Linked DNA regions of Mus musculus: region 2 is linked to region 1. A link is a loop called in an ENCODE intact Hi-C map of the cell type or tissue named here. Cell type or tissue: heart. All regions are shown on one strand. Links, peaks and the distances in the headings refer to the core of each region. The heading gives the core; the rest is flanking DNA. Region 1 overlaps Slk (STE20-like kinase). Region 2 holds the start of Stn1 (STN1, CST complex subunit).

Evidence for each region. A loop is a pair of places that touch in the nucleus more often than their neighbours do. Peaks named below come from ENCODE experiments on the same cell type or tissue, not always from the same donor. Only the 100,000 strongest peaks of a DNase experiment are listed, where the experiment ranks them.
Region 2: it touches region 1 in a loop (5-fold over the local background); 16 of 42 quality-filtered maps call a loop at or near these places.

Annotation. Positions count from the first base shown.
Region 1 is chr19:47,583,444-47,588,820 of GRCm38, reverse strand. The region is part of intron 1 of Slk (STE20-like kinase); the gene reads right to left. Among named protein-coding and RNA genes, the nearest start is that of Slk, 6.1 kb to the right of the region's middle. In heart, for the core only: no CTCF peak of the experiment used is centred there; no DNase peak of the experiment used is centred there.
Region 2 is chr19:47,533,288-47,538,638 of GRCm38, reverse strand. Stn1 (STN1, CST complex subunit) reads left to right here and starts at 1,520. Exons shown (of 10, transcript NM_175360.3): 1 at 1,520-1,825; 2 at 2,268-2,443. The coding sequence starts at 2,290. In heart, for the core only: no CTCF peak of the experiment used is centred there; DNase peaks (open chromatin) are centred at 478 and 1,508; H3K4me3 peaks cover 2,197 bases; H3K27ac peaks cover 2,151 bases.

The sequences.
Region 1 (5,377 bases), core at 266-5,265:
CAAAAGAACTGTTTCTCTTACTGACTTAGAAAATAGCTGGATAAAGCACTCTGTATTTGTGTATGTACACAAGTTCATTTAAGTGTATACTGACATGTGCACACACACACACTCTAAAGCAGACAAGGGAAAGAATGTTTTCCTGAAGCAGACACAGGTGAAAGGATGTTTGGATATAGCAAACACATGAAAGAATCTTTAATGAAAGAGTATAAATATGACCCTACAGACAGTGGGAGATGAGCACTGAGCCTTGGTTTGGTCTGCTCCCCTCCCTATTTTTCACTAACAACACACATGTATTGGTTCACCTTACATAGCGTTGTTGATCTTCACTAGTAGACAGAGAAACTTGTCCAAGAACTGCTCATGAGGCTCCTGCGGCAGCTTGCCACTTCCACAGCCTCACCTCAGGCAGGCTGGTGTTCCTACCTGGTGTCTGCTTGCAGAAAGGCCTGGACTGTAGCTGCCAGTTCATGTGTGTAGTCTGTATGCCTAGAGGACTGGTCTGCAGCTGCTGAGTTGTATTTGGTGTTTGCTACAGGACTGAACTACTGACAACAAAGATGGAGCTAGACCCCAAAGAACTATTGCTGAACAGGTCCACTTCCCCCATATCCTAATAACTTTTCTCTTCCACTACCTCTGCTGGATCGTGAGCTAGAGGAGAGGTTAAACCCTTATTAAAAGTAAGTTGCAAAAAATTGATGCCTACACAGGTACTCAAGAGATTGAACTCTGGTCTTTCAAGCACTATACTGTCTGAGTTAAACTTCATATGCAGGGAATTTAGTTCCCAAACTCACACATAAATGATACCTAGAGATGGGACTTAAGGAAGCACCAGGATCCTAGGGCTCTGCCATAGCCAAGCTTCAAATGAGTTTGCCATGGTCAAGAAGTTTCCTTGCACACACTGTGTAGTCAGAAACTGCTCCAGTAAACAGAGTCCACTGATGGGTTAATAGATTACTGGAAAAATAGTTAGGCTGTTAGGCAAGTCTTGACACATTTACTGTCTCCATATGATGTTTCTTACCATAAAAGCTCTCACCAGATGTTAAGCAGATGTTGTGGCATCCTAACTCCAGGATCATAAACCAAATAATACTCTATTCTTTATACTCAATAGGTTATAGTAATCAAAAATTTACCAGAATACTTCTAGAATCCTACTAGTGGGGGTGCAAATTCACAAAAATACTTCTAAGCAAGAAAAGCCATTTCCAGGTACACCTCCAACACAAATGAATGAAGGTGCACAAGCATACATGTGCACACACACACACACACACACACACACACACACACTCAATACTTATGCTGCCAGGCAAGGTGGCATAAGCCTGCAATCTCAACACTTGAGAAGCAGAAGCAGAAGACTACATATTTAAGGGCAGCCTGGGCTACAAATTCTGTGCTAGTCTGGACTACAGAATCATCTCCTATCTGGGGAGAGCTCAGTTCTTAAAGGGCTTCCAGAGAAGCACTAGGATCTGAACTCAGATTTCCAAAACAATATGCAAATTCTCTGTAGTCATGGCAGCCTGCCTGTATCCCAGCTCTAGGAAAGGGTAAACAGGGTTCCTGCAGCAAGCTGGCTGGCCAGACTAGCTGTGTTCACCTGACAGACTCTCACTTTGCCTAAATGAATCAAGTAGAGAGCAAGTGAACCTTGAGCCTCTGTACACTTGTGCCCTCACACCTCAGCACACACATGCCGCACAAGGAAGAATTGTATATACACACAAATACTTGAGAAAAACCACATATGTACATAGATTAATCTTACTATTAATATACAAAAGTAAAAGTAATCCAAATGCTACCAAGAATCAACTATAAACTGCAGTATTTCATGTTAATACTGTAGAAAAAACATCAAATGGTCTCACACAATATACCAAAAATATAACCTTACTCAAAAGAATAAATTGATATCAAGCCCAAAACACAACAATAACCACCACAGTAGTACATGTAAGACAGAGCAGTTGACAAAAAAAAAACCTAGATGGGGGGTAGGGGGGAAAAGCAAGAGAGAGAAAGACAGAGAGAGGTGGGGAGGAAGGGAGGGGAGGGAGGGGATGGGAATCAAGATCTGTTTATCAGGTATAGTTTACTTGGACCAGCCAGCTGTCTCAGAAGGTAGAGGCATATCGGGCAGAACTGACAACTAGAGTTCCATCCCAGGAAGAATTAACTCCTGAAAGTCGTTATTTGACCACCACAGGTCTTATGGCACGAGGACCTACACACACACACACACACAAATTAATTAATCAAAAATATAAATGTATACACACTTTGGTATCAGGTAAATAAGCTACTGAAGTGAAAGGGGAAATGAGTAGGAGGGGAGCACGAACGGGGGGGGGGGGGGGGGGGTGCAGGGAGGGTCAACCAACACTCAGCATGTGTGAAATGCCACTGGGAAACCTACTTTGAAAGCTAATTGAAAAATGAAATTAAATAATACCCTCTAGAAAGCCAGGAATGGCCCATTATGTCAGTAATCCCAACATTTGGAAGAAGCAGGAAGAAGTACAGTTCAAAGCATAAATACAGGAGATTCCCCCATCTTAACAGAAACCGTGTAGGCCTAAGCAAACAGTAGCTCCAGATGGTAAGTAAATACTAAACAGACCACAGGAATAAACTAGGGGCTAACAATATGGAATTTGTGTTCTGGACTTGTTCAAGGTAAATGTCAACTCAATTCTAAATTACTGACAGCCACAAAAAAAAATTATATCACCAAGCCTGTAATCCCAGCACTTAGGAAGCTAAGGAGCCTAGGCTACATTGCCAGTTCAAGGCCAACCAGAGATATACAGCAACTCCTGCTTTTTTTTTTTTTCCTTTTTCAAAAAAAAAAAAAAAAAGGCCAAGACACTGCTAATGGACAGCTGGATGTGTGATTTGAGAACAGTATTTGAGCGCAGACATAAAGTACATTTAAGTGGTAATTAAAGCATAGGACAAAACAGGTTCTCATAAGCCAAGGAGAAAAGAAACTAAGGGTGGTAGCATGTCTGTAATCCTAGCACCCAGGAGGCAGAAGCAGAGGAGTTGCTGTAAATTCAAAGCCAGCCTCATCAGCATGGGGAGTTCCAGAGCAAGGGGGGGGGGGGTGGATTAGACATCCAAATCCTAAGACACTCAACACTTTACTATGAGCTGGAAAAAGGAGCCTGGAAAATAAACACAGAAGAAACAGGAAAATAAAATCCAACAGAAGGCTTTAAACAGGAAAGAGTGGCCATGTGTGTCACAGGAACCTGAGAACTAAGGAAGGATAGTAAGTAGCCACTGAATTTAGAGACAGGATCTTAAAACTCTGACAGGAGCTACTGGGGCAGGGGCAGAAATTGCCAGATAAATAATATCAGGAAAATGCCACAGAAGCGAAGGGCATGAGCCCTGCACTGGAAGGACAGGCGGGGAGGGGTACATATCTGTCTCACATTCCCGAAAAAGAAAATAAATCCTAGAAGCTGGGAAGAGAAAAAAAAAAAAAAAAAATCACAGGAATCGGGAAACAAACTGATATCAGATTTTCAACATCAACACTTGAAGCCAAAAGAAATGAATGGAACAAAATCAGAAAAATTCTCATTCTTAAAAATTTTAGGAAAACCTTTGTTTTGAAGTAGAATTCCACATGATATTCACAGTATTATAAAAAGAAGCTATTCCAAGGCAAGGTCTAAAATATACTTCCTGTGGATTCTTTCTCAGAAGGCTACTAAAGGTTTTACACAAAATCAAGAAAGAAATCCTAACCACAAGGACTCTTGGAAGTAGTTTGTGCTCCCAAGACTTCCAGGAAAAACTAAAACCCATTACTGAGGAAAGATATAAACAGAGGTTAAACTATACACAGCAAGACATCGTGATTTTTTTTCAACATTAACGCATAAATTCAATAGCATCAAAAACAGCACAATGGTTTGTGGGATTTTTGTTGGCTTTTTCTTTTGTTGTTGATGTTTGTTTGTTTTGAACTTCAATCAAGGTATTTCTAAAACTAACATGGATGGGTTAGGGGCCAGGAATATACTAGAGACTTGAAAAAAATGAGGGGCTGTCTTACTCTAATAGGAACTTACTTTAATGCTTTTCTAATTAAGATAGTATGGTAGGGAGATAGGAATAGACTGATAAATTGAAAGCTGCAGAAAGCAGTGGATATACACAGTAGAGAAAACACTCCAGAGCAGCACAGTCCTTAGGGAGAGATCCTGATTGGTGGGAGGACAGGAATGCAACAACAGGACTGGATCCCTACCTCATGCCACACACAAAAACTTAGTCTATGCAAACTGTGGACTTGCTACAGGTAAAATTCTAAAGCTTTTGGAAAATAAAGTAGAGTACCTTCATGATATTGGTTTAGGAAAGAATGCCTTAAAAATAAGCATTAGCAGCCAGGTGTGGTGGCGCACACCTTTAATCCCAGCACTCAGGAGGCAGAGGCAGGCAGATTTCTGAGTTCGAGGCCAGCCTGGTCTACAAAGTGAGTTCCAGGACAGCCAGGGCTACACAGAGAAACCCTGTCTCAAAAAAAAAAAAACCAAAAAACAAAAAAAAAAACAAAAAACAAGACAAAAAACAAACAAACAAACAAAACAAAAACACCATTAGCTTGAAAAGAAAAAAACTGAAAAATTATACTCTTCTGACTTGAAAAAGTCTCTCAGCAAAGACTCTGTAATGAGACTAGAAAGACAAAGTACAGAATGAGAAGGTATTTATGATACCAAACCGGAAAACGGTTAAAATTATATATATGCAGACGTTTGGAATATACACAAATATACTACTACAAATGTGTATACTACATATATAGATGCAAAATGGTATTAACAAGAAAATGAACAAAAGAATGGAATACAAAAAAAATTTAAACTCCAACAAACATAAAAAGCATTTACTAATAATCAGATGGTCAAAAATTCTAAAAATACCAAATGTTGGCAAGAATGAAAATCAAAGACATCTTTACACAGCCAGCAGGAATGTAGTATAGTTACTGAGTTTACTAGTAAAATTAAAGTCATACTTCTCCAGAAACACAACCATGCCATTCCTAAATTAAGTCTTCGTGAAGTATCCTAGCGTTTTATGTCAGCATCAAAACTAAGAAACAGAGCTGGAGAGATGGCTCAGCGGTTAAGAGAACCGACTGCTCTTCCAAAGGCCCTGAGTTCAAATCCCAGCAACCACATGGTGGCTCACACCCATCAGTAATGAGATCTGACACCCTCTTTTGGTTCGTCTAAAGTCAGCTACGATGTACTTACACATAATAAATAAATAAATCTTTAAAAAAAAAACAAAAACAAAAAACTTTAGAAACAACCAACATACCTAC
Region 2 (5,351 bases), core at 352-5,351, 50 kb after region 1:
TACTCGTTTGCCTATTTAAGACATACAGTTCAAACTCGCTGTTTTCCGAAGAATTTGCTGGAACCTTAGCTTTCTGGAAAGAATGATACTATCTGTCAAAAAAAAAAAAAGTCTATAAAATTTGTTATTTGGCACCAAGTTGCCAAAAGAAAGGGCTCCTAGCATTGACTTTTAAAATATCGATCGGCCTTGAATGTTGTAGGGTGTTGTGCTGGTCCTGCGGGGTTGAAGATTTCAGGATCGTCCAGGAAGGCTTGGAGTCTGGGAGTTCTACAGGAGGGAGGCTGAGATCTTTACAAAGCTCCATGCAAACCCCTCAATCTGGAATTCTACAGCTCACCCTCAGCTTCGTTACCATCTACTCCTCAGGTCTGGGGCTCAGATCAAGAGGCACACTCCCCTCTAAAGAGTCCTCCATCACTGTAAAAGATGACATCAGGGGAGTCTGCTTCTATTTATACCACAAGGCGTGGCCCTCCCCCAGGTTGGCAGTAAACCCAGAGTCCAGCGCTCTAGCCCTGAGAGCTCTGAGCGTCATTTCTGAAAATACCTCAACTTCTGAGGACAGCGGAGACTGGTCCCTGGACTCCACCCTGGCGCAGAGGTGTGCAGTCCTGAGAATGTCACCCAACCTGTCTTTCTCTACCTGACAGGTGAATTGGAAGCATCCATCCTACTATGTTTCCTTGGGAGAGAACCTCTTCTAGTAGAGAGGGATTGGGTTTACACAGATCTTAAACTCCACGGGCCCAGCCATTCTGTGCCACAGAGTCTGGGAGACACTGTCCGCTCCTTCTGTGGCCAGGGCAGTAACTGAAAGCCATGGTTCTAATGACACCCAGTTTCCATCCCAGCCCTTCTCTGATAGTTTAGCAATGATCTCTTTGGCCTCCTGCCTCTTTTGCCGCTGGAGTGAGTGACCTGCCCTCTCCTAGGCGTGTGAGTCCCTGTGAGTAGGGAAAAACGTCTTTATTTATATGGGTGGAGACAGTGGAGACAGGGCTCCAAGGAGGTGGCCATGGTTTATACAAGAATTGTCAGTCTCTCAAGAGTTAAAGGCACAACATCCTGGAGGAAACCTCATAGGGGTGGTTTCCGTTAGAGACAAGACCTCTCATTCTCTCGGGGCCTCAGGTTTAGAGCAGAACATCTGCAAGCGAGACTGTAGCATCCCTACGATGTCAGGGGATCATTACCAGCTGTGAAGAAACAGTAAAATACCCCATTGCCTAATTTCGTTGTTTGTTGCTTTAATCAGTCAAGACAACCCCCTGCCCTACTTTTAAAAAAGAAAATTTAAGTTTGATCCCGTCCCAATTTCCTGGAACCGTCTGAGGGAATCGGAGTGACAAATGTGACATGGAAGGCGGGATTTGAGCAGCAGGAATTCCCGGGCTGGCTCGGGAATCTCCGAGATTAGGAGAGCCCCCAAGAGCCTGCGCAGGGTGTATGTAGACCGGGAAGGCGGCGTGGGCGGAACCGATACGTGGGGTGGGCGTGGCCTTGAGGAGGACGTCGGGGGCGTGGCCTCAGCGGGAGTGGCTGGCGGTAGCTAGGCGCGGGTGGCGGGAAGGAAATACGCCGGCGGGAGTGTGCTCGCTTCCTTCTCGCAACCGGAACTGGTTCGGCAATCTTGGCTGGCTGCTCCTGCTTCGGGAGAAGTTGTAAACTGCTCTGATTTCTGCCTCTTTTTCCTTTCCTCCGCTCTTCCCAGAGGTGAAAGGTCGAAGCTTGGATAGACACACCTTCAGGGCCCCCAAAGTCCACGGCCACAGGGACTCTCTCCATTACTCTCCGGATTCACTCGTTAAAACTCCTTTTTGGGGTACGCCTGTGTGTATGGTTATCCTCAAAGTGGAGAATTAGTATTTAGGGGATGTAGCTCAGTTGTTGGAGAGCACTTGCCTAGCCTGCACGAAACCTTGCATGAAGCCCTGCGTTCCATCCCCAGCACTGTATAAACCAGGTCTGATGGGACATGCCAGTAATCCCAGTACTGGAGGATCACTAGTTCAAAGCCATCCTCCACTACATAGCTAGATTAAGATCAGCCGGGGCTATCTGAGACCTCGTCTGAAAAGAAAATTTGGTGTTTAACTGATTCTCAGTTGGTATTTCGTCCGAAGGAGCCTCATACAAGGACTTTGCCATCTGCTAGGCATGAAGTTTGACAGGGTCCTGAACCCCTGTGTTACCCTCCTAAGACTTCTGGATGACCGTTACCCACACTAAACACCCTAAAACCTTATTTTTGTTTTCTTTTGTAGAGTCTTGGCTCTGGGTTAGCAGATGCCACAGCCCTGCCTCTTGATGGAGTGTGAATCCAGTCCAAGGGAAGAGGAGATCCCGCCCCTCTTTTGGGGTCTGGATCCTGTGTTTCTAGCCTTTGCAAAACTCTACATCAAGGATATCCTGGAGATGAAGGAGTCCCAACAAGTGCCAGGTATGTGGCCTGTCAGCTTAACGGACGCCCTGTGCTGCACCCTGACCCTCAAAGATACAGAAAGCCGGAGGCTTAGGGCATCTAAAGAGCCCTGTCTGAAAGTTATCTAGCCTCAACCTTGGAAAGAGTTTATTACTGTGATTTTTGTGCAAATTAAAGACAACCTAAGAATTTGAAGTTGATCAAACTTTGAGCTTTGCATTGAGCTCTTTCTCCCAACCTGTACATAACCAGATTCCAACGCTCGGATGATGGAAATAGAGACGATGAAGGGTTCAAAGCCAGCCTGGGCTACATAAGAGCTTTTCTCAATAAAATACATAACTAAAACCACATGTGCTTAAGGTATTCCATACTTTAAAATACCTAGGCTCCTTTTGGGAGCCTGTTTTTGAGTGGACTAGATAGGCAGGCTCCCAAAGTCTTAATGTGGGACTTACCTTTCTGGTTATGTGACTCACTTTCTGCAAAGTGTCCGTGTCCTCTCAGTAAACATGTGGGGGTTGGTTTTAGTTTGAGTTAATCTCGAAGTAATAGAAACTCCTGGGAGGAAGGACGTCACCTAGCTTATTTGTGAGTTATGACAGCATCTGCTTGCAGTAGGTGGGCCCTTGAGAAACTCCAGTGGAAACTGTAAAGCGTTGTTTAGCACATGTGCGTATACTAGTACATGCTCATGGGAGTCTCATGTTTGCACCTTTAGGTGTCTTACTCGATTTTTCACTTTTTTTTTAAGATTTATTTATTTATTTTATGTATATGAGTACCCTGTAGCTGTTCAGATGGTTGTGAGCCACCATGTGGTTGCTGGGATTAGAACTCAGGACCTTTGGATGAGCAGTCGGTGCTCTTAACCGCTGAGCCATCTCTCCAGCCCGATTTTTCACTTTCTAAATTTTGTTTTTTACATATTTTTTATTTTGTGTGTCTGGATGTTTTGTCGTGTACTATGTCTGTGGAGGGGTCCTCAGAGGGAAAAAGAGGGGTTCCCCAGAACTGGGATTACAGATGGTTTTAAGCTACCAAATGGGTTCTGGGAATTGAACCCTGGTCCTCTGGAAGAGCAGCCAGTGCTCTTAACCATTGAGCCATTTCTCCAGCCCTTCACCTTATGGGGCAGGCGAGGAGGGGCATGCAAGTTGAGATAAAGTTTCTCTGTGTAACCCTGGCTGTCCTAAAACTCATTGTAGACCATGCTGGCCTCGAACACTTGCCTCTGCCTCCCCAAGTGCTGGGATTAAAGGTGCACCTCACTAGGCTGACTGGCCAATGAGCTTGAAAGATCTTTTCATGTCTGCTTGATCCCATACAGGGTTACAAGTATATGCAGACAAGCTGGGCTTTTCTGTGAGGGCCGGTGGTCAGAATTTAGGCCACTCTGCGAGTGCCACAGGTGTTTTACTAACTGAACCATCTCCTCAGCCACAATTTTAAAAATTAAAGTATTGGTTACTAGAGATATGATTATTATACCTGAAAGTTTAACAAATATATAGATTGGAATAATTTAGGTGGCTGTGGGTAGTCCTCTGGGAGTTTACTGTGTTTTGTGAGAACTTTGGTTAAACCCCTTGCAATTTTGTGAAGTTTCCATTCAGGGACCTTCTGAACAACGAGCTTTGAGTCAAAAAAAAAAAAAAAAAAAAAAAGTCAGGCTATCAAATATTCCCAGTTTGAATGAAAAGAGGTTTATGTGGTCCATTTTATGTGCTTGGATGACCTTCTAAAGCCGTTTGTACAGAAGTCTTTTCCTACACCTTTGCTCCCTACCAACTGTTGAACTTAGTCTGTGGATTTTTTTTTCCTTTCACTTGGAAGGCAGCCAGCCTCCTCCAGAATTTTCCAGAATTATCTGGTGTTCTTTATAGCTCATCTCCTTGGGAGGAAATTAATTCACACCAAATGCCAGTCTTTCTTCAAAGATCTGTGAGTAAGGAAGCAAGCAAGTCCCAGGGGCATCCCTGTGGGCAAAAGGATGTGATGATGTGTTAAAAGCAGTGAGACCCAGCCCTGTGGTCCTTTCCCTCTCTGGGGAGACTGTCTCAGATGTTCATTTGTAAGAGGAAATCTCATGGATGAAGCTAACATCTTATTCTTATGCTGTTGAATTCCAAGAGCATAGGAAACCCCATTACTCTAGGTTTTTTTTTTTTGCTTGGGCTTCTGTCTTAGGTCACCATAAAGAGAATTCTTGTGAGCCAGATGTGGATTACACAGCTGTAATCCCAGCGCTCAGGAGGTGGAAGCAGATCAGGACTTCAGGGTCTTCCATTCTCAGCCACATCCAAGGCCAGCCTGGTCTACGTGACACTGAGGCTCTAAAAACAAGACAAGAGAGATGTGGTGATGTTTGCCTGTAATCCCAGGGTTTGACAGGCTGCAGAAGCCAGGAGATCTCTGTCAGATCAAGGCCAGAAAACAACAAAACAAAAACCAACCAAACAAACAAAACCAAACAAGATACTTATGACTCCATAAAACTTAGAAATTTTTAATGCCAGAGTATCTGAAACAACCAACCAAACAAATAAACAAAAATAGAGGTTAACAACTACAGAAGACAAAAAACGGTGCCCTGTAATGAATGTGCTTGCCTTTTGAACTTGGCCCTGGGCAATAGTCTCTCAATCTTTGGAATTTCCTGAGAAAAGGAGTGTCTTTGTACTGGAGGTGGGGACCACACCTTAGTTTATCGTAATGGAGCATGTTATCAGAATGGACCTATCTATACCCAATTAATTGAGGGTTGGGAATCAAAGAGAGACCCTATCCACCTGATCTTAGAGGGTGAGGCCATATGACCAGTGAATCCATCATACCTACACCATGAAACCCATGAAAAGCCCCGATGCTGAGCCTTGCATGAGCTGACCTGGTTAGTTAAGTGTACTGTGTCAGAGGGTGATGT